7 separate regions of the Mus musculus genome follow, and regions 2, 3, 4, 5, 6 and 7 are each linked to region 1. The links are chromatin loops, found by intact Hi-C in ENCODE. Cell type or tissue: heart. All regions are shown on one strand. Region 1 has its middle 38 kb from the start of Gpam. Region 2 overlaps Zdhhc6 (zinc finger, DHHC domain containing 6). Region 3 overlaps Gucy2g (guanylate cyclase 2g). Region 4 has its middle 27 kb from the start of Gm46653. Region 5 overlaps Pdcd4 (programmed cell death 4). Region 6 holds the start of Adra2a (adrenergic receptor, alpha 2a). Region 7 holds the start of Bbip1 (BBSome interacting protein 1).

Evidence for each region. Hi-C counts contacts between places; a loop is a spot of excess contacts. Peaks named below come from ENCODE experiments on the same cell type or tissue, not always from the same donor. Only the 100,000 strongest peaks of a DNase experiment are listed, where the experiment ranks them.
Region 2: it touches region 1 in a loop (2.8-fold over the local background); 8 of 42 quality-filtered maps call a loop at or near these places.
Region 3: it touches region 1 in a loop (5-fold over the local background); 38 of 42 quality-filtered maps call a loop at or near these places.
Region 4: a loop joins it to region 1, with 4 times the contacts of the local background. A loop is called at or near these places in 10 of 42 quality-filtered maps.
Region 5: a loop joins it to region 1, with 3 times the contacts of the local background. A loop is called at or near these places in 4 of 42 quality-filtered maps.
Region 6: a loop joins it to region 1, with 8 times the contacts of the local background. A loop is called at or near these places in 29 of 42 quality-filtered maps.
Region 7: it touches region 1 in a loop (4-fold over the local background); 10 of 42 quality-filtered maps call a loop at or near these places.

Annotation. Positions count from the first base shown.
Region 1 is chr19:55,059,238-55,063,237 of GRCm38, reverse strand. No RefSeq gene overlaps it. Among named protein-coding and RNA genes, the nearest start is that of Gpam, 38 kb to the left of the region's middle. In heart, CTCF peaks have their summits at 1,100 (motif pointing right), 1,888 and 2,091 (motif pointing right); a DNase peak (open chromatin) is centred at 2,087; H3K4me3 peaks cover 884 bases; H3K27ac peaks cover 335 bases.
Region 2 is chr19:55,302,820-55,306,819 of GRCm38, reverse strand. Zdhhc6 (zinc finger, DHHC domain containing 6) reads left to right here. Exons shown (of 11, transcript NM_025883.4): 7 at 2,243-2,410; 8 at 3,082-3,123; 9 at 3,984-4,000. Among named protein-coding and RNA genes, the nearest start is that of Zdhhc6, 11 kb to the left of the region's middle. In heart, a CTCF peak has its summit at 1,568 (motif pointing right); no DNase peak of the experiment used is centred here.
Region 3 is chr19:55,196,567-55,200,566 of GRCm38, reverse strand. It overlaps Gucy2g (guanylate cyclase 2g), which reads left to right. Exons shown (of 21, transcript NM_001081076.3): 20 at 1,012-1,103; 21 at 1,779-2,468. The coding sequence ends at 1,883. Among named protein-coding and RNA genes, the nearest start is that of Mir6715, 5.9 kb to the right of the region's middle. In heart, a CTCF peak has its summit at 2,035 (motif pointing right); no DNase peak of the experiment used is centred here; H3K4me3 peaks cover 407 bases; H3K27ac peaks cover 404 bases; H3K27me3 peaks cover 478 bases.
Region 4 is chr19:53,646,590-53,650,589 of GRCm38, reverse strand. No RefSeq gene overlaps it. Among named protein-coding and RNA genes, the nearest start is that of Gm46653, 27 kb to the left of the region's middle. In heart, CTCF peaks have their summits at 1,068 and 1,677 (motif pointing left); a DNase peak (open chromatin) is centred at 1,619; H3K27ac peaks cover 1,127 bases.
Region 5 is chr19:53,923,592-53,927,591 of GRCm38, reverse strand. Pdcd4 (programmed cell death 4) reads right to left here. Exons shown (of 12, transcript NM_001168491.1): 9 at 1,279-1,386; 10 at 947-1,057; 11 at 259-398. Among named protein-coding and RNA genes, the nearest start is that of Bbip1, 19 kb to the left of the region's middle. In heart, a CTCF peak has its summit at 1,916 (motif pointing right); no DNase peak of the experiment used is centred here.
Region 6 is chr19:54,042,185-54,046,184 of GRCm38, reverse strand. Adra2a (adrenergic receptor, alpha 2a) reads right to left here and starts at 926. Exons shown (of 1, transcript NM_007417.5): 1 at 1-926. In heart, a CTCF peak has its summit at 1,597 (motif pointing left); DNase peaks (open chromatin) are centred at 1,174 and 1,494; H3K4me3 peaks cover 1,724 bases; H3K27ac peaks cover 537 bases; H3K27me3 peaks cover 862 bases.
Region 7 is chr19:53,943,033-53,947,032 of GRCm38, reverse strand. It overlaps Bbip1 (BBSome interacting protein 1), which reads left to right and starts at 2,406. Exons shown (of 4, transcript NM_001195338.1): 1 at 2,406-2,877; 2 at 3,454-3,567. It overlaps Shoc2 (Shoc2, leucine rich repeat scaffold protein), which reads right to left and starts at 2,157. Exons shown (of 9, transcript NM_019658.6): 1 at 2,020-2,157. In heart, CTCF peaks have their summits at 2,402 and 3,496; DNase peaks (open chromatin) are centred at 1,482, 2,382 and 2,892; H3K4me3 peaks cover 3,388 bases; H3K27ac peaks cover 2,633 bases.

The sequences.
Region 1 (4,000 bases):
GTGTGGTGTGTGTGTGTGTGTGTGTGGTGTGTGTGTGTGTGTGTGTGTGTGTGTGGTGTGTGGTGTGTGTGTGTGTGTTGTGTGGTGTGTGTGTGTGTGTGTGTGGTGTGTGTGTGTGTGTGTGTGTGTGTGTGGTGTGTGTGTGTGTGTGTGTGTGTGTGTGTGTGTGTGTGGTGTGTGTGTGTGTGTGTGTGTGTGGTGTGTGTGTGTGTGTGTGTGTGTGTGTGTGTGTGTGGTGTGTGTGTGTGTGTGTGTGTGTGTGTGTGTGTGTGTTTGGATTTCAGGACTAGTATGTTAAGTCTCATCTCGGGTGCAGGGCGAGGAAGGAGTAAGGATGGAGATGCACTAGGAAGAAGAAAATTATTATTTCCAAAACATGATGCCCCATGTCAGGACCCAGCCAGGGCAAAAGGGGTGCAGCTGTGGCTGTGTGAGGGGGAACCCTAGCCTCACCGCTGCAGGTGAGAAGAGCCAGTCTCACCATTGGGATCTCGGGGAAGAAAAGATGGCCGCCAAGGGAAGAGCACTGGTGTCTTTCTAATTGTTTTCTTTTGGCACGGAGCCTAAGGTGTCGACAAAAAGTTGGACCCATAGAAATTGGCATTAGAATCTGGAGACACAGCCCATCTACAGTTAGCTTTGCCTTTGATGTCTTTGTTTGCATGATATTGTGCCCAGGTGACCAAAGCGTTGCTACTCAGTCGCGGAACCTGGTTAAGACTTCCTGGGTTCAAGTCCCAGCTCCACACTCAGCAGCCACTGGATCTTGAACCTGTTTTCTGATGCTCCGTCTTCACCTAGCAGGTGACAACACGTTAGCGTGAACACGCCGGATGCACCCCAGCCTGGCTTATGATGGCAGCGTCATAAATGTTAGCTCAGGGTGCTGTCTCCGAAGAGAATACCTGGCAAACTAAGTTTTCTTCTGCCTGCCCACTCCTTCCTCTGCCATCATTTGACAGGCACTGGTTCAACCTCTGCATAAACAGGCTTTGGGATTCCCCCCCCCCCCATCCTGTCTTAAAGGCATACATTAATTTTCATTTTCTTCGATCAGGTGGTCCTGTACCAAAACGCTGGGTGTGGCCATGCCACACATTTTGGATCTGACCACTAGGTGGTGATAGAACTTCATCAGCGGGTTCTAAGCCACGATGTAGGTAATTAAAAAAGGAAAGAAAGGAAAGGAAAGGAAAGGAAAGGAGAGGGGAGGGGAGGGGAGGGGAGGGGAGGGGAGGGGAGGGGAGGGGAGGGGAGGGGAGGGGAGGGGAGGGGAGGGGAGGGGAGGGGAGGGGAGGGAAGGGAAGGGAAGGGAAGGGAAGGGAAGGGAAGGGAAGGGAAGGAGTGGCCGAGGCTGTCCAGACAACTAGGGCGAACATGTTGCTTGTCACATACTACCAGACCCCAGGATGGCCTCAGATGAAGCCGGGACAGCGAAAGACAAGAGACAGGGCTGAGGCATGGAGCGTGGCAGAGGGCTTTGCTCGGGCAGCTGGAAGTCTGCGGGAAGCTGGAGATTCCAGTGGCTACAGGGCACCTGCTGTCTAGGGACCCTTAGGCAGGAATGTCTGCAGGGACTGCAGAAAGTGAGGGGCGGGACCGGTCCATTCCCTGGTGCCCTGGGGATTCCAAAGCCTATCACGGAGCTCAGGGTCTGTCTTATTCCTCACTTTGGTCCACCCACCCTTGTCCTATCGGAAAACGAAGTGCAAATGATTTCTGAAGTCTATGGCGAGGACCTAAGTGCCTCCCAGCCACCCGGAAATACCTCTTTGGTGCCCACTGTATGGGAACTTGACTTTGAGCCCAGGCTCTGCCAGTTGAAACCGAGTTTCTCCAGGTGAGGCTCCCATTTTAAGCTCCTTTATTCATTCACAGAGTGAGTTTTATGTGGGAGCAAACGAGCAAGCTGGGAAGGGTGGATGTCTGATCAGTGGGAAAATGGGGGACTGGTGAGGAAGAACGAGGGAAGGGAATAGGGGCCGGAGACAATGGTCCACAGTTTTATTCTTGCTTGTCCTTTTCTGGGTCCTCTCTATCACACTGAAGGAAGAGGGCACCTGGAACCACCAGGACTATGGCCATTCTGTCCACTAGAGGGCGGAGGCGTTCTTCAGTTTAGCTTGGTGTTGGCGCCGGCTTGGAAAAGTGTGAAGTTTGGGGAGTCTCAGGGTCCAAGGTCTGCAGACTATTTTCTATCATCCCCTTAAATCCCTTAACTCATTTCCTGCTCAAATGTGGCTGTCATTTCCTAGGACATTTTATGCCCAGATCCGGTCTCACCATTGCCAGAGGCAGCTCTGGGGAGGGTGGCTTTTGGCTGGAGCTTGGGGACTTGGGCTGCTGTGGGGAATGATAGGGGAATGATCGATAGTTACCCTCACACCTGAGTTGACTTTCCCAAGAGCCTGCCCCTCCCTATGGCCTTTGTTTGTAGAGCATGAACTCCCTGGACACGATAAGGCATCTTTAGCATGTTATTTATATTTTTTCTTTCAAATTAGATTTTTATTTAGTGTGTGTGTGTGTGTGCGTGCGTGCGTGTGTGTGTGTGTGTGTGTGTGTGTGTGTGTGTGTGTCCAGTGGGGTGGTGGGTAGGCATGGAGGTCAGGGACAGTGGGTCTCAGGGATGAGTCACAGGCTTGGCAGCAAATGGCTTTACCAGCAGAGCTGTGGTGTTGGCCTGTGTTCCTTCTTTAATCCCTCCAGGCCTAGCTTGATCCATCTCTCAGAGCTCAGCACCTCCACTCAGCCCGGGTGTTCCGGAACCAGGCTATGATAGGTAATGATGGCTCTCTCCAGCTTTCTGAGCCCGTTCCTTCTGCTAGGCTATTCTAGGCCAGGAAACTGGACTCAGCTTGGCCTTCAGTTGTCCTCTGCCGAGCTTTTTGGAGGAGTCAGGGACACCAGTGAGGGACAGTTGCAAGCCTGTTCAGAGGCTATTCAGCCACAGCTTTTCTGGCCTTTCCACAGGATCCTAAGGTCCATTCAGGGTCCTTGCAAGCATCGTCAGTGGTAGGTATAGACAGGTGTTATACACTGTAGAGACTGAGGTTGGAGGGGCTCTGGAGGACTGACTTTATATAGGCTGTCCTCTGCTCAGGGCTGTACCATGGTCTTGTGTGAGGCATCAGCTGGCAGACCTGCTTGTCAAAGCCACTGCAGCCAGACTGGATCTTCTTCCTGCAGTAGATGAAACTTCTGTCTACTGTGGTCAGGCACCCTGCTTCCTGCAGCAGCCCTGGGTCCCCAATACCCCTCTCTGGTTTGGTTTGGTAGTAGGTTAGTCTGAAATGTTAACATATTTGCTTTATAATGACACTGGCTGATGCTTTCCACTACAAGAACCTTGGAGATGAAACTTGCCCAGGACCTGAAGTCTTTGTGCAGTGCCACCATGGAACACCAGGAAGTAGGTACCAAGGTTGACATTGCTGGCACCTTTGAAGCTGAGGGCCTTTAGGGACACCCAGGGAGTTGCCTTGGTGGTTCCCACCAGTGCATATCTGCTCTTCCCAGGGAACAGCAACTAAAGCTATGAGGAAAGCCAGCAGCCAGGAGGCGATTTACCAGTATGATTTATATGAGAGGAGAATCAGAGAGGTTAAGATTCTTGCTCCAAGCCACACAGCAAGGAAGCAACAGAGGTAGACTTTTGTCTTATATATTGAAGAATTATGTCTGCAAATGGTACCCAAAGGGCTAGGAGTTTGCCATTCATTTTTCTAGCCAGCCAAACATATTTGCTGGACATAGTGCAGTCTAGAGGCTGGGGAGGGCACTCAAGGGGATGCCCAGGCTATGTGACAAATCCACACAGCTTCAGGTAACCCCACCTCTCAGGAAGTCTATAGCTAGTAGACCATGAATACGGTGACCTTATCAGCTGCTTGTCCTGGGAAGCAGGAAGCACTGTTCCTTGCTTCTGAGACAGTCTTGGAGAGAGTGGGAATGTTTCAGTCTGGAGTCTTCCTGGGCTGAGACTTTTTACTTCTTCCCT
Region 2 (4,000 bases), 240 kb before region 1:
AAAGGAGGGCAGGGAGGGGGAATTACTCTCTATTATTCAGGTGAAGGTGGATGTATAAAATTCAGTAAGTTTGTATTGTTGAACCCTTGACACCATAGGGTTAATCCGAGGAAGACAGAATGATGAAGAGACTGATAAGAATCAGTGCAGGTCGCAGCTGGCAATCCAGATGGGGGAGGGGTAGCCAGTGATTAGAGAAAAGGGGAAAATCATAGACACCCACGCAGTGGATGAAGCAAAAGCAGACTCTAGCAACTTCATACATAGACAGACAGACAGACAAACATACACATTCACACATTGAGTAGATGGAGCAAAGCGCCCCCAGCAGCTTTAGCTTTCCCTTTAGTCCATTTACATCCCCAAGGACAAAGTTTTCTACGTAAGAAGGAAATTACCTCATAGCCACAAGTGTCTATGTTTTTCTCCACAAGTTCCTTATAACCCACAGCAGTAATTCTTTTGTCATTAATTAACATTGTTTAGACAAGGCAAGTCTATAGTAGCAAGCTTTTCCCGAGGCTTGGCTGACGACAGGTGCTCTGTATTTACTAAGGAGCAGGTCATTTGTCTTACACCTTACTTTTGAAGTCTTGATCTGATTAATCTGATTAATCTGTTCTTACAATAGAATTTTACTCTTTACTCATAACCTTCCTTTTCATGGTGCACATAGGAAACCTGTTACCACATCCCTAGTGGTAACACAACATGATCATGGAACTCAGGACCAACCTAGAAGAAAATGTTTTCTTTAGTCATTAACTTGTCCCAAGCCTATTTTTCTTTCTACTACAATCCACATGGTTGTAACGCACGAAAGCTCACTGCACTCCTTTCTCTACCTCATTCGGATCTTGCAATCACACTCTATTCTTGATTCTAACTTTAAACTTTCTGTCAACTACCCTAACTTACCAATCATGCTATCTTCCTAAAACTACTTAAATTAGTAAATTCATAAAGTCATGAATTCATTTAAGAGGCATTATCTCAAGAACTTTTATCTTCATGTTGATCTGCAGGAAATTTGCCCAGTAGAGTGAGCTTATGTCCAGGAAGTAATCACCCCAGACTATAGGCAGTGAGGGTCTCCCGGTGCCTATCACCCCAAGCCAAATATGGAGGAGTACAGTGATGGCCAACCTGAGAAGCACATCAGTAGCAAGAAGCAGCCCTGCGGCTGTGCCTGTGCAGAGTGCACCCATCGCAGCCTAGCGAGTGGGGTGCACCATTGTGAAGTTTAACAGTTGTTTTAATAAACAGGTAACACACATATTACTTTAGAAATAACTACAAGAAACTCTTGCATAAAATTCTGTTCCTTAATAAACAAATATTTCATAATACCATTTCTGGTAAGCATAATGAATATGCTGACATTAGAGGGTTTTTGTTTGTTTTGTTTTGCTAAAGATCATGGCCCTGTATAAAACCATGTTAATCTAGAAATTATTAAAACTATTACTTTATCACAGACAGAACTTCAAATAAGGAAATAAAATTCTCCAAAAATATTTAAGATTACCAGACACTAGTGTTGAACTTGCTTTCAAATTAAATAATGTATGTTTGTACCACTAGGTGGCAGTAAGAATTTAAGAAATTCAAAGTTAGTTTATGTCCAGAGAGAACTATCCATTTAAATGCCTAGAATATAAGCTGTGCCATTGGAATATGACCTATAATTGAAGATACAGTGTGTGTGTGTGTGTGTGTGTGTGTGTGTGTGTGTGTGTGTGTAAGAGAGAGAGAGAGAGAGAAAGAGAGATGAAACAAAACACATGAAACTCCTTCACAAAGTTTGCAAAATGTTCATTGTAAAATTGTGCCTCCCTATTAACTTCCTGGCCATTGGCTTTATAAGCCATACCTTCTCCTGAGTCTATTAACAGCATCACTTCTTACCTATACTCTCCTGTGCTGTGAAGCAACCATAAGCATTGAGGGGTTTCTGCACAGGATACAGTTAGCTAATTCTTTTATAAACCTTTGGAATGCTTGTTCCTAAGATATACCCTGTCAGGTGCTCTGGGATATCACAAACAAGGTTAGTATTCTCATTTAAATCCCTCTATACTGTGATAAAATTATATTCTCTGACAACACTCCTATTAGCCCAACAATAACAAAGTATTTTTATGAGTAATACAGATTTCAAAAGTTGGTAGTCTCAATAATGTATTAGCAAAAGCCATTGCAGGTAGAAGCAGCTGCCATTTTACCCCTTTGTTTTCCACAGGCTAAAGATCGCATTCAGTATTACCAACTGGATGAAGTCTTCATTTTTCCTTATGATATGGGAAGTAAGTGGAAGAACTTTAAACAGGTGTTTACATGGTCGGGAGTTCCTGAAGGAGATGGACTTGAGTGGCCAATACGAGAGGGCTGTGACCAGTACAGCCTCACAGTGAGTAGTTCCCTTGCAAAGGCCTTCCTCTCTCTCCATTGTGGTTACCTTGTTAATGCCCACAACTTCCCGAGAGTTTGTACTCATATTGTATGTAGTGCTTGAGTTTTCCATATGTCAAAATGAGTGTAATATCCATAGGGATTCTTAGCATCTCCTTTATTAAGCTCTTTCCTGAACAGTCTATAAACTACTGTCATGAAGTCCAAAAAAAAAAAAAAAAAAAAAAGCTGACCTTTAACTACCTCTGTCGTGCATGAACACCTTGCTCAACCTCAGCACTCATGTCTGCCCCTCAGTTGTTCCTGCAGGCCGGGTGCAAGCCCGTATTTCCCCCGCTGTGTCTAATACAATTCTATTAGTAGCTTCTGACTAAAGGGGAAAGTCGAGACTCATTAATAATGAATGAGTTTTCTAGTTTGTCCATTAGAGAATCACTGAGACGACTATGCATCCCTAGCTCTGATCCCTTGTGAGCACCCCAAGAGTACACAGAGGTGAAAACTTCAGAGATCAGAGTCTAAGAAGGCTCCATCCCAAACTGTGGCTCAACTAATGAGTGCCAGAAGCTGGGGCTCGGGATACCTTCAAGACACTGTGATGGAAGGGGGGAGGCTGCTCAGTCCTGACACAGAGTACTAACTCTTTCTCCCTCTGTGTCTTCCAAACAGATAGAACAGTTGAAGCAAAAGGCAGACAAGAGAGTCAGAAGTGTAAGTAGCCTATTTGCAATGGCACTGATTCCTGTTTTCTCCAGTTGGGCACTGCGTTTCGGTGCAGCTTAAAACAGTGGCTTTTATTAAATAGTCTTCCTTTCTCTTACATTTATTATCTATTGTGCATGCATGTACAGCACAGGGAGTGTTGTGGGCATCTCCTACCATGTGGGCGCCAGCGATCATTATTTCCTTTATATTTGTTGAAATACAATGCAATTCACTTTTTTTCAGACTGTCTCACTGTGTATCCATGATGGTCTCAAACTCAGAGACCCACCTTCCTCTGCCTCTGAATCAAAGTGCTGGGGTCAAAGACACGTGGCGCCACGCCAGCTGATACTCTTGACTTGTTTTCTTTGAAATACTTTAAGCTAGAGGTTCCTAAGACATTTAGTCAGTGTATACTGCTGGCCTAGAAAAATACCTTTAGTCAGCTGATGAAACCACATTTATAACCACACTGTTAGCTAGTGATGATGCCACCTGTGCCCAAAGGGGGTCTTAATTAAAAATAAATACAATAAAAATTACGGTCCTGTTTATACTGGCCACACTAAGCACCCAGTAGCTGCAAGTGTCTAGTTAGCAACCCATTTAAGACCAGAAAGAGACATGCAGACACTTCCATCATTACAGAAAGTTCTCCTGAACACAGATCATATTCATAGCAGATGTATGCTTGAAATGGTGGATCAGAGAAGCCCGAAAACAAGAAAAATCCTTCCCTGATGAGAAACTGGGGGAAAGATGTTTTATCACTGGATAGTTGGGATCTGAACTTAATTTTTTATTCAAGCTTGAAAGAACTCAGATATGGTAACTACTGAGCTTATTCTTCTGACCACTGACGGCAGGTTCGCTATAAAGTCAT
Region 3 (4,000 bases), 140 kb before region 1:
AGAAATTAAATATCTTTTGCAGGAAGGAATGTCCTGGAAAGGAAGCTTATTGGCTAAACCCTCAGGGTCTCTAGATAACTCATCAGCATGGAGAACTCTGTCCTCATCTATGAGACCATAGGTCATAGAGAGTGTGGTCACGTGATCCTGATCAGAAGTGAGTGGAGTGCCAAGGGTCCGCTGGTGAGAGGTTCCAGGGCTTCCAACCTGCTCAGCCTTACCAAGTTTCCTGGCATGGTCTATTGCCCTTGCGCGCGCGTGCGCGCGTGCATGTGTGTGTGCGTGCGTGCCTGTGTGTGTGTGTGTGTGTGTGTGTGTGTGTGTGTGTGTGAAGGAAAGGTTTACAGTTTACAATAGATCAGGAAGCTGGCTGCCTAGGCAGGTTTCAGAATTGTCTCTACTTGCACCTTTGGTTATGGTAACATTTTCAGGAACACGTCTTCAGTTCATCCCAGGAAGAGGAAGAAGCCCAGTGAGCCTCCGTTCATGGGGATCTTCAGCTTGCAGTCTGAGCTGGTTCTCTGTTCCTAAACCAACCACTAATCCATAAGTATCTTACCAATTTACTAATGCCTGGGTAGCTTAACGTCCCAACCTACCTATGTGTCCCAGACACTGGCTATAATTTGTACTTTAAATTTGTCTATCTGTCTGTCTGTCTATCTATCTATCTATCTATCTATCTATCTATCTATCTATCTATCATCTATCTTCATACACACACACACACACACACACACACACACCTGCCTATCTACCTATCTGAAAAGGGTCTGACTAAATCTCAGGCTAGCCTGGAACTCACGATGTAGTTAAAACGGGTCTTGACCTCCAGCTCCATCATCCTCTGCTTCCCATGGGCTGGGATTAGGATACCCAGCCTCGTGCTTTGTTTTATGAGAAGTTATAGAAAACAAGGAATGAAGTAATGTTGGTCCCTTCTCTAAAGAAGCCCTGCCCACCGACTCCCCCAGTGATGATGGCGACTAGCCAATGTCTGATTTCTGGCAGCTCTCCGGATTCACGTTTCCCAGAGCACCGCAGGAGCTCTTCTAGCAGCAGGGGGGTACCATCTGCAAAAGAGAGGCACCATTTCAGTCAAGGTAAGGCTGGGTTGACCCTTTCTCACCTTCCCAGTCTGTGTCCTTGATAGACACTGGCTGTCTGGGTAGGAGTGGAAACCTAGGAAAGAGTGGAACAGGGAAGGCTGCGCTGTAGCTCAGCAGGGGAGTGCTTGCCTAGCAAGTATGAGGGGCTAGGTTCATCCCCCAGGACTGCCAGAGATAGGAGCCTTGGAAAGGGATCTGGAGAGAAGAGAGTGACATCAACTCTCTGGTGCAGCTGCACGGTGCCCTCCAGCAGGCAGAGAGAGGACCTCTGCACTGCAGACCTTCTTGGGATGGTGCCCCATCCCTATTGGTGGTCTCACCGGATGACTTAGCTGTGCATATGGAGAATGGGCGTGGTAGCAATGCTGAACGGACTCTATGTACACCTGTGTGTGAGATGCTTTCCTCAGTCCCCAAGTCACTGAAAATTCAGATTTTATTATACTTTGAGAATCTGGGGGTTGGGGTGCAATGGACTTTACTCTCTGCAGGCCTTTCCACAGAAGAACATGGCTGAAGGTCCATGAACTCACCAGGATTTCATATTTCAAGTCTTACTTCTCTAAAAGAGATGGGTCCTGCTGCCTATCCAAGCAAGCCAGACCCAGCAGGGCTTCCCTGTCGGCTGCTCTTCTCTTGCTCACCAGACACCTCCTTCCCTTCCTGCAGGGCAAGGGAGAACAGACGACCTTCTGGCTGAAAGGCAAAGATGGCTTCCCTGTCCCACTCCCTGAGTTTACGGAGGAAGAAGCTAAAGTTTCAGAAATATTGTGAGGTTCTCTCAAGATGTTTGTAGAGCCCCACTAATGTCTGTGGGTGTCCTTCGGGGGCAGGGGGTGGGGGGGACAACAATGACGATGAATGCATCCAACATTCCTTTGAACAGTTGTAGCTCTGTGTCAATGAATCAATGACCCGCCACTAGATGGTGCTGTCTGACTGGTGTCTCATTCTGTCCCAACCTTTGCTCCCAGACCCCCCAGCTATTGTGCAGTTGGAAGAGGTGGCTGTAGGGAACTCACTTCCAGGCATGGCCAGTCATAGAGGCTTTTAGCCTCACAACTAGTGTCATTAGTCCATCATGCCTTACTCTTTCTTGCGACACTTATTTCTTTGCCCCAGCCTATATGGTTGCTAGCGAATGAATGCAGAGAATATTCGTATACCATGCAGCTCTCAAGACTTTTTGTTCTGTTGCAACACCAAAGAATGAAGAGGCAAGACCCAATGAGAGCAGTTAGATTTTCTTTGTTGCTGGCATGCTCTGTGGAGATACTTTTGAGTACTCTATTGAGAAACAAACTACCTTTTGTTTTCTTGGGGAGCTTTCATGCGAATATTTATAAAAAAATGCTTGATATAATTCTTGCTGTTCTTCATAACCAAGGAAAGACTTCCCAGTATTAGCCCATCTTCAGAACCACCCTTGAGTGTTCCCCTCGTTTCTTCCCTGAGATACAGGACTGATTTCTCTGACCTTCAGACAATCCTCTCCTTGGCAAAGTTCTGGCAAGAGGCTCTGTTTCCCCCCAGTCTTCAGCATTAAGGGATGACCATCTTAGATGGCCAACTAGGAGGAGGGAAGACAGCATTTACATAGGGAGTTTCTCCCCCTCCAGCATGGAGACAATGGGCGAGTCCATCTTCCTGTTGAACTCAATTCCTACCTTCTTCCCTTGTTGAGCACCATGGCTTCTTGTTCTAAATACTTTGTTCCATCATTAAAGAAAACAAATCATAATAACTTATGCAGCTCTTAGACCAGCCCCATGACATACATACATCTGTCTGTCCACCCACCCATCTGTCCATCCGTCTACCCACCCGCCCATCTATCCCCCTAACCTCCATCTACCTATCATTCTATTCAACCATCTATTTATCCATATACCAATCCATTTACTTACCCACTCATCCATCCATCCATCCATCCATCCATCCATCCATCCATCCATCATCCATCCACCCATCCATCCATACACACACACCCATCCACCCACTATCCATCCATCCATCCATCCATCCATCCATCCATCCATCCATTTGTCTGAGAATTTTATGGACTTTAGGAACATGTGTTTTTACTCTGCTAGCTGACGCACTGGAAGTGAAGAGAATTTGAACTTTCTTTCATCTTTATCTTGCAGTTTAGTTGGAAGGAGACATTTTTAAAAAGCAATAACGCAACATTAAGGACTAGTAGAGCTATAAACAAAACAATGAAGCAACCACATAATCTAATATCGTGATATTAAAAGGGCATTAGAAAATTCTATTCGGTTCCAGAGATGGGGTTGAATAAGGTAATTGTTTATTATATTATTATTATTATTATTTGTATCAAAGATGTACATTTGCTTATGGCCCTAGCCCATCTGCTTGCCTAAATTATATGCCAATAACAGACTTTGTTAAATCTAGCCTCATTTAATATTATAACATAAACATTTGATATCCAGACTTGTACATCACACAAAACACAATAAAAATACAAACACAGATATCTGCATGCGCACCTGTATTCTTACACACACACACACACACACACACACACACACACACACACACACACACACCCCACTGGATATATATACACATGGAAGAGGAGAAGAAGAGAGTGAGTAGGGGAGAGAGACAGAAAGGGACAGGGTTTTATGGCTAGGAGCAGTTTCCTCAAATCTGTATCTAGTGTTGTGTGTATGAACCAAGGATGCCTAAGGCAATATGTATCTTTCTTTTCTCTGGATACATGTTTCATGTTTAGTACAAGTTAGAATTCACAGCAGACATTACACCGAGGGTGCTTTCTCTTAATCCCTCACAGAATCCTAAGGCAGAAAGGGTAACTAAACCCCGTGTGGGGCTACCAGTTAACTAAACTGAACACATCT
Region 4 (4,000 bases), 1.4 Mb after region 1:
TGGTCCAAAACATGAAAGCCACTCATGTGACAGTTTGGATTCTGAGCAAGGCCACTGTGGCTTTCCGTACTGGCTGGGCTAGAGACAAGCAGTGACTGGGGTCATCTTAGTTTCAGGAAAAGTTCTCTAAAATCCAGTTTATCCACTTCACAGACCCACAGACCAGCATTTGCTCTGTCAGAGGTCTTAGTAGGTCTGACTGTGCTCGGGGGCAAATTCCCCTGGCTATCTGGGCTTGCCTAATGAGATTTAAAAAAAAAAAATCACACTTCACCAACCATTCTGTATGTTTTTTTTTTTAATAAGATTTTTATTTATGAGTATGTGTATGTTTTTGGGTGAACATGCTGGATCCTGGAGCTGCAGTTACAGGTGGTATGTGGGTGTTGGGGACAGAACCACAGCCTTCTGCATGAGCAGTCACGGTTACCGGCGGAGCCATCTCCCCAGCTCTTTGTTAGTTGCTTTCTCATCACCGTGACCAAAGTACTTGAAAGAGACAAACTCAGGGAGGAAATGTTTATTTTGGCTCAGTTTCAGGGGGATTTCAGTCAATCACAGGGCGAGGCAGGGTGGAGTGGCTGTCCTGACAGGAGCATGAGGCAAGGCAGCTGCTCACATTTTAATGGACCAGGAAGCAGGAATAGATGGAACCTTCAAAGACTTGCCCCCAGTGACTTCACCCCACTTCCAGACCCCAGCCCTTCAGGGCACAGCTGGAGACCAGTGAACAAACAGACCAGGGCTTCAGTCTGTGAGGCCACTGTGAATCCAAAGTACAACCCTCCAAGTGACCACAATGGAGCAGAGACTGCAGCACGGACTCATATGAAAACCTTTCTGGTTTGCTAATGAGACAGGATGGATGTGTGCCCTGCACATACACATGTCTAAAGGAGGTTCTGCTGTCCTACTCAGTCACCAGCTGCCCATTCCCAACGCAGTAAAATGGGTCGCTCAGCTTCGCTTTACCACCTGGTCACCATGCTCTGTGGGTGGAGTGAATTGGGGCAGCACGAGTTTGTGGGAGAAGGTCCTTAAGCCACTCATCCACAGTGACAGAGCATCACCTCTGGTGAAACTTGGAAGTGGCAGGACCTCTTAGGATGGCTTTTCGTGGCTTGGTAGGCAATAGGGTAGAACAGGTCTTCCTGGGGTGTCCAGAGATCACACAGTGACTGCTACCAATAATTCGAAAACACTAAGTGGATTAAAATGCCAAAACCACAGGACACAGAGGGAACTTAGAAACCATACATGAAACAGAACGAAAGGCAACCTCTGCTTTAGGAATGCCAGGCTGCAGAGAACCAGGATGCCTCTGCGCTTAAATGAGGACTCAGAAGGCAGAAGGAACAAAGGAGCAAGCGCGTGCTCTGCAGAGAATAAGCAGGCCTGGCGTGAGGAAGGGTTGCCATCTTTACAACACCCAGGCTTCCTGCTGTTTCCGGAACAGTGACACAACCTGTTGTGAGCGCAGCAGGCACCTTTGCCCCAAAGCTCACTTAGGAGTGAGCTGCAAGCAGTTAACACTTCGCTCATAAAGTGCTGCCCCAGAGGTCTCAGTTATACCACACCCTGACCTCACAGCGGCTGCAACTCTAGCGAGGAATCAGTGTGGAAGAAAACCTGAGATCCCAAATCTGAGGGGTCAGCATGTATCAAGGGCTCCCTCTAGTGGCTACGGGGAAAACAGCTTGAGATTTAGGCTGAGAGAAAATGGAGCCCCTACACAATGCTGAAGAAAGCACCTTTCTAACTGTGAGGAGGCAAGGTAGGCTGGAAACGGCTCCCAAGAAGTCTTTGCCTTAAGTGGCACTGTACATCAGACATTAATAGGCTCTGACACTCTAGTCCCAAATAATTTGGCTCTAAACCCATGTCCTTCAGGCTTTGGGGCTCTATTATATCACCACCACCACCACCACCACCACCACCACCACCACCACCACCACCACCACCACCACCACCACCACACACTTGCTTCTCTGCACACACACCAGAAGGTGTCTGATACCTCGGGACTTAGTTACAGGCAGCTGGAAGCTACCCGATATGGATTCTGAGAACCAATCAGCAAGCGCTCTTCTTAACAGCTGAGCTATCAATTTTAATGGCTGAATAATTTCTTGAAGACACTCAATTACACAGTCCATCAAAGATAATGTTCAAACGTTAAGGTCTCTGGAAAACTCATACCACAGTGTGCCAACCTGACAGAGTAAATATATCCACATTCTTTTTGCAACCCTAATCTCCACGCTGCCTCGTGTTCTGTGTAGCTACTGGCTGCCACAAGGCCTCTTACACCCAGGAGACACTCTGTCTCTAGGAAGGGGTGCCTGTCGGCCACACGGTGGCAGATTTATAGATAACACTGGCACCTTCCTTGCAGAAGCCTGGCAACTGGAGGTAACTCAAGTCTCCCTGGGACATGGGTAAGTGTGACCTAAGTGTTCCTAAGTTGGTGAGTTCTTTAAACAAACAAACAAACAAAAAACTAACAACAAAAAAAGGCAAAGGGCAGAGACAAAGTGAAGGTGGCAATCATCTATAACCTTAAAATTCGTCTTTGTGTAACGTGCAAGGCCACCTGCAAATAAATGTGTGAGTTTCTTGAGAGAAGGGACCCACGGCTTGGTTCTGTTATCTAAGTGTGCTAATATGTTCACTTGGGCCACCTGCCTGATCTGGGCTTCACATCTCATCTGTAAAATTAGAATATTAAACTAAAATAAAGAAATGCATCTCTGGAACTAAATATATTCTAACTGCAAGGTCCCGTTATTTTTAGCTTAATGTGCAAACACCAAAGCCATATTTAAAGAGGACTTGCTTTGCCAAACCTGAGCTCTAGACAAACCAATGTTTCTTGTAGAGATGTTAATCTACTTTATCAAGATTTAACGTGACCCAAGCCGTAACCTATTTCTAGGCAAGGCTACGACTAAACCAGATTTCATTGGCGTTGCTTTTCCCAGGTGAAATTAGACACAGGGCAGCAGGGCCCCACCCTCACAACAGGGCAATGCTATCCAACAACACAGCATATAGAGAGAAAATGAACCCTCAAGGAGGCACAGCTGCCTACAGGCAGTGCCCACTCTGCGAAGCCAGCAGCTCGCTGCTGTGGCCTGTAAGGACCACTGGCTCGGACAGCGAAGTCTCCTCCCAAACACCATCCAACCAGCAGGCTCCTGCGAGCTGAATGGAGAACTAGCTCCTTCTAGAGTTGTTAGGAAACCTTTAAACCATCAAGCCAAGTGAGTGTTTGAAAACACATTTTTGCTGATGCTTAATTTTAAAAAGAATCATTAAAAAATCAGTTTTTGCCCTTTCCCACTTCTGAATTTGTACTTTCCAAAAACTATTCTTAAAATTGTGTCATTAAGCCGGGAGTGGTGGCGCATGCCTTTAATCCCAGCACTCAGGAGGCAGAGGCAGAAGCAGGCGGATTTCTGAGTTCAAGGCCATCCTGGTCTACAAAGTGAGTTCCAGGACAGCCAGGGCTATACAGAGAAACCCTGTCTTGAAAAAAAAAAAAAAATTGTGTCATTTCCTAAAAAATGTCCACACTTTTGAGTACGCAAATCCTAACCAGTCTAATCTGTTATTTAGGACGGATAACACAGCATTAAAGCGCTCTCCTTGCTGATCTCCAGAGGCGACCATCATGAAAGTCCCAAGTTTGATGCACATGTTAAGCTGGGAGTGGTACATACACACCTCTGAGCTGAGTTCCTGTGGAGGCCAGAGCAGAAGAATCACTGGAAGTCAAGAACCTAAGACCCGTTTGTACACTAGAGCTAAACCCCAATTACGGTTAAATAGCTAAGGATGAGGCCTTCCTTCAGGTAGGGGTCTTATGCTCACCGTGTTTACACACGCACAAAATCCTGGTTTAATCCCTGGTTCCAAAACATTATCACAAATTGTAAACTTCTTGGGCATCAACCTGCCACTCACAAACTCACACACCTCTTCTGACGTTGGGGCTGTC
Region 5 (4,000 bases), 1.1 Mb after region 1:
AGTACAAATATTAATTCGCTCTGAAAAAAAATCACTCCCATCTGTAGTTTGAAGCCACTACCAAGTACATCAGAGTCCATTAGACCTTGAAGTCTAAAAAAGTCTGAATTCAAACTCTGCCTACACAGTGTCTTCATCTCCAGTCATGTCAGGAAAGACACTATTTTTCTGAGAGTCAGAATGACAAACAGCTATCTTAGCTCCCCAAGGATCTCGTTCAGTATTTTTCAATGAGAAAGTATGATTTAAATAAAGTACCTTGATGGACAAAGATCACGGAGTTGTTTGGAAATTATTCCAGCCTGAAAACATTCCTCCACAAATCTCTCAAGAACAGAGTATGAGTGTGGGACATCCAGATTAATGTCTGGGATTTCATTGTAAATTCTCTCATAGCCCTAGAACAACATTACATAGATAACTTGTTAGCCTGTGTAACAGTGTATGCCATGAAACAACCCACCAATATACCATAAATTGTCACAGTGCAACCTGGCAAAACAAGTCATATTTGAACCTTGAAAATAACGTATACTTAAAAATTCTCAAAAGAGCTCCAGGCAAAAGTCAGGCTACCTGACTACTGACTTCCCCATCTACACTTAACTATCTTGTATAAAAATATAAGATAATTTCACCAACATTTCAAAAACCACAATTTTAAATAGAAAAAAATGCAATTTAAATGCTTCATCTAGATAAAAAAAAAACTGCATCACACAAACTGAACAATCATTCTTTAAAAAGGAAAAAAAAAAACCCAAACTGTTATTTTCCAAAAATATAAAGAGCTAAAGAAAAAAAAAAACTCTGTAGGCATAATACTATACATTACATTCCCTAAAAGAAAAGTTTCATTAATAATTAATAACTCTTACTCAACTCTTATATAGCTAAAGGAGGCATAGACCTTTTATAAACGTATTTAAAATAATGTCATACATACTCTTTTCATTTGGTCTATGGTAATAGTAGAAGACTTCCACAAGGATTTTAATAAATCTAAGATCATCTTGAATGCACTTTCTCCAGTTGACTCTAAAACCATTACAATGGCCTAAAATTTGAACAGAAAAGAGTAAATAAATTTTTGGTAATCAACTTATGAGAAACTGATCCTAAAAATGTATCCAATCCCTCCTCTAACATGTAGCAATTATATAAACTTATAAATTAATATTTTTAAGGGGAAAACTTTACATTATTAAAGAAACACCAATTACTGTGGTGTAAAAGGAGGACTTGAAAATCCTCTTTGGTGTGAGACAGTAACCTTACTTCATATACAAGCTCGTGGTGAAAATGAGGTACTTCCAGTTCCTTAAGGCAGTGTTCAGCTTCAGATATATCTCCAGAGAGTAAATACTCTTTAAGCAGCATATCAATCTATTAGATTTAAAAGTTGAAATGTTAGAATTCCTCATTTTTAAAAGATGTGTACTTTTCTAAATGATATATTAACATTCACACCAATATTGAGCATAGGGATTTGGCAGAGTGGTGGCATAAAAGAACTCTCTCACAATTCAAATTAAACACCCGGGCTTCAAACGGTTCAGGTATGAAGTAATAAACAACAGCACTTGGTTTTCCAAGGAATCTCTAGTATCTCCAAGTAGGTTTTATAATATGAATGACCTTGCTTGTGACTCTTAAGACTCCAATGTAGCCTATCAAAAACAAGGGACATAGAGGCTGGAGAGTTGGCTCAGCAGTTAAGAGCATGCACTGCTCAGCAGAGAACCTGAGGTCAGCTCCCAGCACCCATTTTCCATGGCTCACAACCACCTGTAACTCCAGCTCGTGGGATCTTGCAGTTCGGTCCTCCAGGGGCACCTTAACTCATATACACATACCTACACACATACACATGATTAAATCTTTAAGAAGAGCGGACAATTTTTTAATGCCACTAGAGGGCACTAACTTAAAGTCTCATCACTTTTAGAAAGCCACAAAACATCAAGATGTTCTTAATGCAATGGAAGCCCAAAAATAAGAGATAATGGAGTGTTACTACAAGGGCAAGAATCTTTACAGTTCTCTTCCCTCTAAAACTGAGGCTTTGTAACTCAGAATCTAGAGATGTTCAGTGGGAAAGAAGAGATGGTTCAGTGCTTAAAAGTACACTGAAGGACCAAGGCTCAGGTCCCAGACCACATGGTGGCTGACTACTATCTATAAGATCTGGTGCCCTCTTCAGGACTCTGCGAGCACTGCACACATGTAGCACACAAACTTAGATGCAGGCAAAACACCCACCCAAACACATGAAAACAATAATTTGAAAAAAATAAAAACACTCAGCAATTGAACAAGAGACACAATTCTTCACCTCCGACTAAAGCTTGCATGCTCATTTATGGCTCTAGGAAAAAATGCTCAATGTTTTCTCAGCAAAAGAACTTCAACTATAAATAATCTTCCTTATATATTTTCTGAGAAAAGGGTATTTGTATCAAGTGGCAATAAGTGAATTTTGGCTGGATGAATAAAATTATTTTATCTAAATATCCTCTACTTCAACTTCTATAATATCTTCATAAAAGGTAAAGTAAAATTTTACCACTAAGCTATATTCTAATTAGAGATGTGTTTTCTTTTGGTTTTCTGTTTGTTTTTAAGTCTGTATTTGAGGCTGAGGGAATGGCTCAGTGATGAGAGTAGCTGCACTGCAAGCAAGAAGACCCAAGTTCAAAGCTCACCTCTCACATGAAGCCAGCCAGGCACGGCTGTGATAAACAACCCTAGCACTGCTGACAGAGACAAGTAGATCCCAAAAGCTCACTAAGCTACTAAGTTAAGACAATAAATAAATAAATAAATAAATAAATAAATAAATACATAGCCAGCTTCTAGTTCAGAGAGAGTCCCTGTGTCAACACAACACGGTGGAGAGTGGTGGGGAGACACAGGCACAAAAACACACACCCCATGCTGGGGGAACCACATACCACACATACACACTCACTAAGCACACACAAAGGACAGCTAGTGCAAATGTATGCCTTTTTAATATAACACATATTTAATATTTGAAGTATTTTTTACTAAAACTACAGTATATTTGTTATTTAAATGATATTTGTTGTGCCACTGAAAAAGTGAAACATGGGGCTGAAGAGGCAGCTCAGTGGTTAACAGAACCTGCAGCTCTTGTAGAGGACCTGGGTTCAGTTCCCAGCACCCACACAGTGGCTCACAACTGCCCCTAACTTTAGCTCCAAGGAATCCACGCCCCACTTCTGGCCTCAACAGACATGCTGCACAAACCGGCAGGACACATACGTATACACGTATCTTTAAAAATCACTTATTTTTTAAAAAGTGAAACTAACATTACCTGTCAGATTCAGTGCATTTTTCCAAATAATAAAATACAAACCCACATGAACACTTCCCTTGACCCTTGCTTCTATCGAAATGAGAATACACAACAATGTCATAGATTATTGGCTTTATTTCCAGTCTCTTTTTATTGAAAGATAATTCACATACTCTTAAGAGTTTAATTCCTCAAAATATCACCTTCAGAGAGTATTACCATATTAATAATATTGTCTAATACTCCATAAATGTGGCATCTCATTTTAGTATATGCGTTGAATTTCCTTTATTTTCATCATACTCTATTTTTATGCTATTACGATTTTCATTTCTGTCTATTCATTGAGTCCTAAAATACGGAGAGCTGATTTTCACGTACTGATCTATAGTGTGGTTTGGGTTTTGGAGTTCTTTTTCAGACTTACCCGGATCCTCTAATCTACGCGCCACTTTGACTGAGAACAGAGCTACCTCTGCATCTTCCTTTCCAGTCAGGATGTCCTTTATTGCACTTCCTTGCCTAATATCCCTAGCATATTAACAAACTCATATTTTTTTCTTATAATTCTTCAAATTTTTTGTTTTTTTTAAATCTTTTAAAAAATAAAATCTTTTATTTTGAATTTTTTTAAAGTTTCCAACTTCATAAATCAGTCATAACCTATCTATTCTA
Region 6 (4,000 bases), 1.0 Mb after region 1:
TGCCAGCTGCCTTCCGGCCCCGCGTCCGTGGGTCCTCCTCTTCCTCCGGTGCGGGGTTCGTCCCGCCGCGCCTCACATAAGGAAGAGGGCCGCAGGGAGCTCGGGCCCAAGCTGGGGACCGCTAGTGGTCCATGGACTGGAGCCCGCGAACTGGCACCGGTTCGTCCTTCCGACGCTCCGGGTGGGTGCTTTCTCTCTCCCAGCTCCTCAAACACAGCCAAGTTTTATTTCTAAGCGGCAGGATCGAGTAGGGCCAGCTGGTGGTTAGAGATTTTATTCTTCAAGAAAAGAGAAAAGAAATTATCGGTGGCCTGATGATTTGGAAAGATGTCAGAAATTTATACAAATGCATTTAGCTAGTCATCTATACCTTGATTCTTAAGCTGAGCGAAAGCATGAAGTCTTACCCCAAGAGGCAGCGGAGGGGTGTTGGTGTGGGCTCGGAGTCCTAGGTCTGTCTTCTTATACCCTCGAAGAGATTTCCAACTCCGTCGCTACCCTCCAGGCGGGGTGGCGAGGGCTGGGCCGGACCTCCGGCGAAGGCGCGGACTCTGCCTCCTCTAGGAGCCCCACGGGACTTCCAAAGTTGTGCGCTCTGCTGGGGCTGGGACTCTGTACACAGAGCTCGGGGGCGGCGGCGGTGGGGTGAAGGGTGTGGGGGCCGCATGAAGCCGCACCCCCACCACCACCACCTCGGTCCTCAGGGCCAAGCTAGGTGAGCGACCGGCTCTCCAGGAGCCGCGGCGGAGCCAAGGGTGGCTGCTAGCCGCGATCTGGGTGGGCGCTGAGCGCCACAGACCCGGCGGGGGTCGGAGGGCCGCGTGAGTTTTCGCAGGACCGCAGGACTTGGAGCTGGAGGCGCTGGGTGGCTGGGCGGTGTGCGCCGGCTGCTGGGCGTCTGCACGGAAGCGGGAGCCGAGGCTGCTCCGCCGCTCTACGCTGGACTGGTTTTATAGCCCCAGGATGAAGCCGGCGTTGCCGAGCAGCCGGCGTCAGCCCCCACGTGGGAAGTCGACCCTCCTCCGCCCCTCGCGCCTCCCCTCCTTAGGTCTAGAGCCCGCACCCGAGTCGGACCCGGGAGAGCGCTGCCTCTGGGACCCGGCTTTTGGAAAGACGGGTACAGGGAGCGAGGGGCAATAAGAGAGAGCCTAAGGAGTGGGGAGCGGCCCCTGCTGGGAGTTGGCCGTTCGGCTACTAGCTGGCCCAGGAGACAGTAGCAGGCGCCCAGCGGTACACCGATCTAGCTGGGTTTTAGCAGAAGAGGGTGCCAGGGTGCTGGGACCCGAATTAGGAGATGCAGAGTGGCATAAGAGTCGCTGGCGAGCAGCCCCGCCCCAGGTCAAGCGCAGGTGCTTCTGGTGACTGGGATGAAAGGGATCCCGGAGAGGTAAGCGTGTGCGGGTTCCTAAGGAACCACTGGAGCGGAATGGACCAGCATCCACGAGAGCAGACCAGGCCGGAGTTATCCATACTTAGGGAAGAGAAGGCCTCCTATCCTAGCAGCTGCCGGGACTCTCAAGGCCTGGACTCTGCACTGCGCCCCTTTGAAAGGCGGTGGGGAAGGGTCCTGGAGGGGTAGGCCCTGAGCCATGACAGAACGAGAGCGCACTGACACCTGCTGGCCGCTGGTCGTCACGGCTGGAAAGCGACTTAAGGGCTCCAGGCTCCTCTGGAGTCCTTTCCTCCATTTTTCTCCTATCTTGGGGGCAAGTTTGGACTAAGCTGGGGCGGCGGGGGTGGGGGGGGGGGAGGGGACACGGACAGATTTCAAACTGCACTATGTCATGATGCAGAAATCTTCAGGTTGTATAGATCTACCTCTGATGAGAGTAAGGCTCGGAACCTTCTACAGATGTGAGAGTCCTGGATCTTCCTCTCTGCTTGCCTGGCTTTAAACTACTGGGAACCGTTAAGCATTAGTTGAGGCACAGCTACTTTATGAAGAGCGCCATGACATTATAGGTAGATGTAAGCCTTACGCTGTTTTAATCAGTACCTACTGTGTGCACGAATTAAAGTATTACACTGAACTCCACAAATGTATAGGATTATTATGTGTTTGTCAAAAAGGGGTTTCTGATTATGGAAATAGAAAAGTTAACTATCCTGACTTGGTCATTACATACTGTGTGTAATATTGAATTAACATACAGTATCTTACACATCTGTACAATTAAACGTGAAAGAAAAACATCTTATTAGACTCTATCCCCACTTACATGGCCTTTTCTCCTACACCCCCAATACACAGATAAGTACACACATCTGCACAGCATCTGTCGGTGAGGGCAGGGTGCTAGCCAAGAAAGAAAGGGTGTTTTCTATGTTCTCTCTCTGGTGAGAAAGGTAGGAGCTTGGCAGTAGATGGCAAGGTTTCTAAGCACTCAGGCAGGAGTATCTGTCGCACCAGATACACTGTGCCATCCGAACTCTTTCTTCAGACGAGCAGCAGGAAGATCACGGAGAACCAGAGAGCACAGAATGTCAACAGGGTACACACGAGACCTAAGAAAGCATCTGTCATACTTCAGAGATCACTACACCTAAATGTCACACTCAGTCATCCAAGCCAGGGTCCAAGGTCCGAGCAGATCTGAGCCGATGTCTCCCTGGACATCAACGTGCAGGCTCGGGTCTGGCTGAGGACCGCGGGCTACATGAATGACCCTGACCATCAGTCTCAACCCCGACTACTCGCTCAGTATTTGATGGTGCGAGTGAGTACATCTCAGATGTCTCATTTGAATTCAGCACCTTTACCCTGCAACCCTTCCCTGGTGGACAGCCTCTGCTCCCACGCATCATGGTAAGAAGTCCTCAGAGTCTCAAGAAAACCAAGATGGCTGTCTGTCCCCTCTCTGTTGAGACTCTTATTCCCTGTCTTAACCCTCTGCTCCGAGCCTCTTGGCAGGAGCAGGGCCATTGCCAGTGTGTTCATTTGCAAAGGTGACTGAAAGTGGTGAGCAGGGACTGAATTATGTGAAGATTTTTGAAAAGCCAATGAAAGCTACGAAGAATGAGCTCAAGTTGAGAACTGCAGCCCTGAATCTCAGATATGCAGTTTTAGAATGGTACCACTGACCTCACGGGAGCTGAGGCAGAGCATACATTGGATGTTGTCATTGATGGCCTGAGGGAGATTTGCCTCTGGACTTACCCATGAAGGTCTATAGCTATTAGGAAAAAAATAAATAGCAAAATACCACTTCTTAGCACTGAACATAGGTCAGCCACAGTGCTAAGCAGTTTATAAGCTATACATTACTTTGTCTAAGCTTTTGCTTATATAATTGGGGAAATATAAGGTCAGCAAGGTTAAGTATACATTGCCAGCCATTTATTGGACCATGTTTCTTGAATGTAAGCCCAAGAAATTTTCCACCACCCCCCAGCAACTGGGAGGCTCTGTCTTCTGGACACTGGCAAAGGCCCATCCAGAGACTAAAGACAGATGTAGCTCAGAGCAGAGTGCCTACCCAGCATGGACAAAGCCTTGGCTTCAGTCCTCATTACCACTGCATAGGCTGAGCAGGACCATACACGGGAAATACAGGCATGGCGGTCACAAGTCATCCTGTTACATAACGACTTTGATCCTTTTGGGAGGAAGAAAGGGTGCTGGGAAGAGCCCCTCTATCCCACTTTCTCCTCCAACTGTGACTAATACAGCAGAGCACATAACGAGGTACGACGTGTACCTCGATCGGCTTCTGCTACAGCACTCTATGGGAGACTGAACATTTTTCATGCTCTCTCTCTGCTATAGAGCATGAAGAGATGAGAACCCCTTCCTCTCCTGGGTATCAGTATTAGCTTGAATAAATTGCTCTTCAGGCCTACCCACTCACATATGCTGGGCTCATCTTTTAATCCTTGAGCATCCCTGAAGAGGGATGCTTACAAATCACATTTCTCAAGGCAGAGATGTCTAGTTTTCATGAGGCCCTGGGCTCTACCTGCAACGTCACAAAATATTTCTGGGTCAGACTCCTTGAGAATA
Region 7 (4,000 bases), 1.1 Mb after region 1:
TAATGAAAGAAAAACACTGAGAATATCATAAAGGAAATGCCAAATGTGACAAATATAGTTTCTTCAGAAACTTAAGCATCAGGGATAAATGTACTTGGCTAGAGTGAGGTCAAGACTAACTTCAAACTGAGATTGCAAGAGTGTGATTTCATGTTACTTTTTTTTTTTTTTGGTTTTTAGAGACAGGGTTTCTCTGTATAGCCCTGGCTGTCCTGGAACTCACTTTGTAGACTAGGCTGGCCTCGAACTCAGAAATCCGCCTGCCTCTGCCTCCTGAGTGCTGGGATTAAAGGGGTGTGCCACTACGCCCGGAATATCATGTTACCTTTAAGTTACATTTAGTCCTTTAAAAGGTAGAAACCTTAAACAAAACCCTTTATTTCTGTCTCTTTTACTTTGCAAATGCATACTCAAACTAAAATAAAAATACTTTATGTCTTAATAAGTTTGGAAGACTTCTCACTGAGAAAGTTTTGAGTGTGCAGCCTAAACCCGTGGTGGTGAATGACTGACGAACGTACGCATTTAGGTAGTTTATCTTTAACTCTCATATGAAAAATAAAAACATTTGAAGAATTCAAATATAGTTGCAATTTAATTTGTAGAGTTGGTGAACATTACAAATTGTGAATAGCTAAACCTCTAAGTTTCTTCAAATACATAGCAAAGAACAGTTACAAAGGCAATGCCAGGGAGGGGTGACTGAAGGAATGAGTGTACTAGTAAACGCAGGTCTTTAAAAATCAAACATCTTTGTCAGGGCTGATGACTTACACACAAAAACACTTGCTTGCACAAGTCTACCATTCGATTCTGAAAAACAGCTAAGTTTTTGATTCGGCAATCCTTCCGGGTAGATGCTAGAACTTCTGACATCCACAAAGAGTGTACGCGATTACACCGGTGTAAGCTCCCAGATTAACCATCCTGCTGCAGACCAATGTACCACACAGTCCACATTTGCAAGCTGATTTTTTACTTCCCTTGAGTCCTCAAAAATACTTGTGGGGATAGGTCGCAAAACAGGGTTTCCTCTTTTATTTTCATCACCTTCATAATGATACAAACCAATGGGAAGAAAATCGAATCTCCCAAATGTAAAGGTGAGATGAGATGAAAAAAAAAAAAAAAAAAAAAAAAACACACCCCAAAAGCATCTTCTTTCCGATTCCCAAATAGACAAGCAATTCCACCTGTTTGTAAACCCCCCACTTGCACTGTTAACACAAACCTCTGCGGAGAGGGACGGGGGAGCGAGGGGAGAGGGAGAGAGAGAGAGAGGCGGGCGAATTACTGCTTTGGAGTCCTTATTCTTCTACCTAGGCATGGGGGAGGGGATGGTACAAAACAATGGATACCGAGGGGCTAGGGGGAAAATCTTTTTGCCCTGCAGCCTCCTGCGTTCCGAGCTGGGGGCGGGGAGTTACACTACTTTTCCTCCAGCCCTCAAAGCCGACACGGAGATTGCCACCAGGCGTGTTTAGCAGGGCGGTCTCTGCGGCCACAACTCCTTTCACTCGGCAACACACCCAACGCCGAACCCACCACTCGTCCCGCAGGGTCTGCGAGGAGGAGACCGCTCAGCGCCGAGGACTTTGGGGTGGAGGCGCAGAGACCCCACCCCACAGCCCTACGGCCGCGCCCGCCCTCCCGCCCGCCCGCCCGCCCGGCGCCAAGCGTCCTCGCGACCCGGGCAGCCCCGCAGTCCCGGCCGGGAGGCGCCGAGAGACCGGAGCAGCCGGAGCGCGACTGACTCGCCGCCCCGGGCCCGCGCCCGCGCCCCGGCGCTGTCCCGGCCGCCCGCTCCGCAGTAGGCCCGGCCCGGCGCTGTCAGGGGGCAGCCTGCCGCTCCCCGTGTCCCGCCCGCCGGCCCCGCGCGGGCAGCGGCTCCGAGGCTCCGGCGCCCCGGGCCGTGGCACCCCGGAAAGCGGCCGCGGCGCCTCCCAGGGCCCCGACCCCTCAGGCCTCGCCCCGGCTCCGGCGGCTCGCGCCTGTCAGGACGTGTGGGCCTCCCCTTACCGACGGCCGGCCGGGCCCCCCGACAGGCAGGAAAGCAGAGAACCGGCCCACGGGCGCTCCTGTGCCGCTCCCGCCCCAGGCTGCCGTCCGGAGCCCGGACTCCACCATCCCTGCTCACCTCCTTCCTCCTCCTCGTCCTCCGCTCCCCGAGCGACGCTCCCCTGCCACCGCCCCCCCGCCCCTCCCCCACTCGCCCCGCCCCTCCACACACTCTGGCTCCAATCGCCCCGCCCCAGCCCCCTTGAGCGAGCCTGGGCATTCGCTAGGGAGGAGGGATGGGCGGAGCCAGAGCAAAAGCAGTCACCCAATCAGAGGGAAACCTTGGCGCCAGCTTCCCTGTCCCCGCCCTTTTCCTTTCCTCCGCGGCAGTGCGCGGTCTCCCGCCCACTGGGCGCCGCTGGCTAGCTCCGCCACAGAGAAAAGCCTCCAGCCGGGTAGAGAAACGACTCCCAGTCGGAAGTTACGGTTGAAGCCCAGGCAGCCATAATTGATGATGGCAGGAGGCGTTTCCTGTCACCCGTTTGACGTACGTTTTTCCTGCTTTTGGTTCCCCGTTACCCCAGGCAACAGCAGAGCGGTCTGGAAAGGGATGCACCTGTAAGTATACTTACGGAGGATGTGCACACACACAGTCCACACTGGGCGAGTTAATTCGCGATCGGGAACTGCCGGTTTGCTTGCCAGACCCTTTACGGAGCCCCTGATCGCTTACCTAGAACTACAGTTTAGGGCTTCAAAACTCCCTCGCACCGGAAGTTGCGCTTGCACTTCCTAGTAGGGTCATGGCCAGGAGGTGGGAGTAGCCGGACCCCGCCTGCGCCCCAGGGGGTGCCTCCTCTCCCAGAGCTGACGAGTGAGGTAAGTGTCCCTGACGCCCTACAGCAGGGCCGGCCAGGCCGGATGAACCGCAGGGAGGGAGCTGGGAGAAGACTAAGCGGAGGCCCCGGGCCGCTTCCGCTGGCAGAGGGTTTCCTTTCCGGCTGGTGGGGCGGTGGCCAGCCTTCCCTCCGCCCCTCTGAGGTTCCCTGTAGGGCGAGGCAGCCGGATCGGCCGCCGGGCGAGGCCAGGCCCGCAGTCCCTAGGTCTGCACAGTGGGGCACGGTGCACGCCTCCTCGAGTTCCTGTCGAGTACAGTACTTTCACTCCCTGGCCTTTAGAAACTCCAAATTTTGGGAACCAAAGAAACCGGTTTCCACCCCAGCTATCAAAGAAAAAGATGACTTCCCTGAGCCAACCCGCAAAGCAAAACCTTCCCTTTCATCTTTGATTTTTCTTCCCTTTCTGTCCTGCCTCCCCTTTCTGAGCTCTATGTAAGCTTCAACTAGAAGTCTGGGTTAGGGTATATTGAAGTAGTTAGTCCTGGGTGTTTACGATTGTGAATATCCTTTTAAAGGACATTTTAAAAATATTTAAAATGCTTTATGTGTCTCCAAGACATTGTCTCATGTAGTTCCTTCTGTGGACGTTTGGAGTCAAGAAGTCAATCGTTCTGATAACTACAGATTGGATTCCTAAAGGTGCAAGAAAAAAAAAAAGAACAATTTTCAGGTAAATTGAAATATGCTTATACCTAACCAAACGAAAATTAAAGTACAAATCTACCTTCTCTACCTATGTTCCAGAAAAAAAAATGAAGTAATCCTGTTCTCCTGAGGTTTACTGTTGTAGTCAGCTGTCACCTTTTGTGATGTGTGTCCATTTACCTGCTTGGTAATTGTTAAGATTCTGCTATGTACACATTTCTTTCCTATTCATATTCCAACTTTAGTACTATCTAGAAGTCATTTATAGGTCTGCAGTTAGGCAGACCCTAACATAAATTTGCTAAGAATTTCGAAGTTGAGAATCTGCAGAATACAGTATTCTTACAACCAAGAAAAGTGGCAATTTTGTAAAACAGAATACAGAGAATATATAAATCAAACTCCTGTCAAAGTTTTGTATTATACATGGACATTGCCACCTTAGAACTTTAGATCGT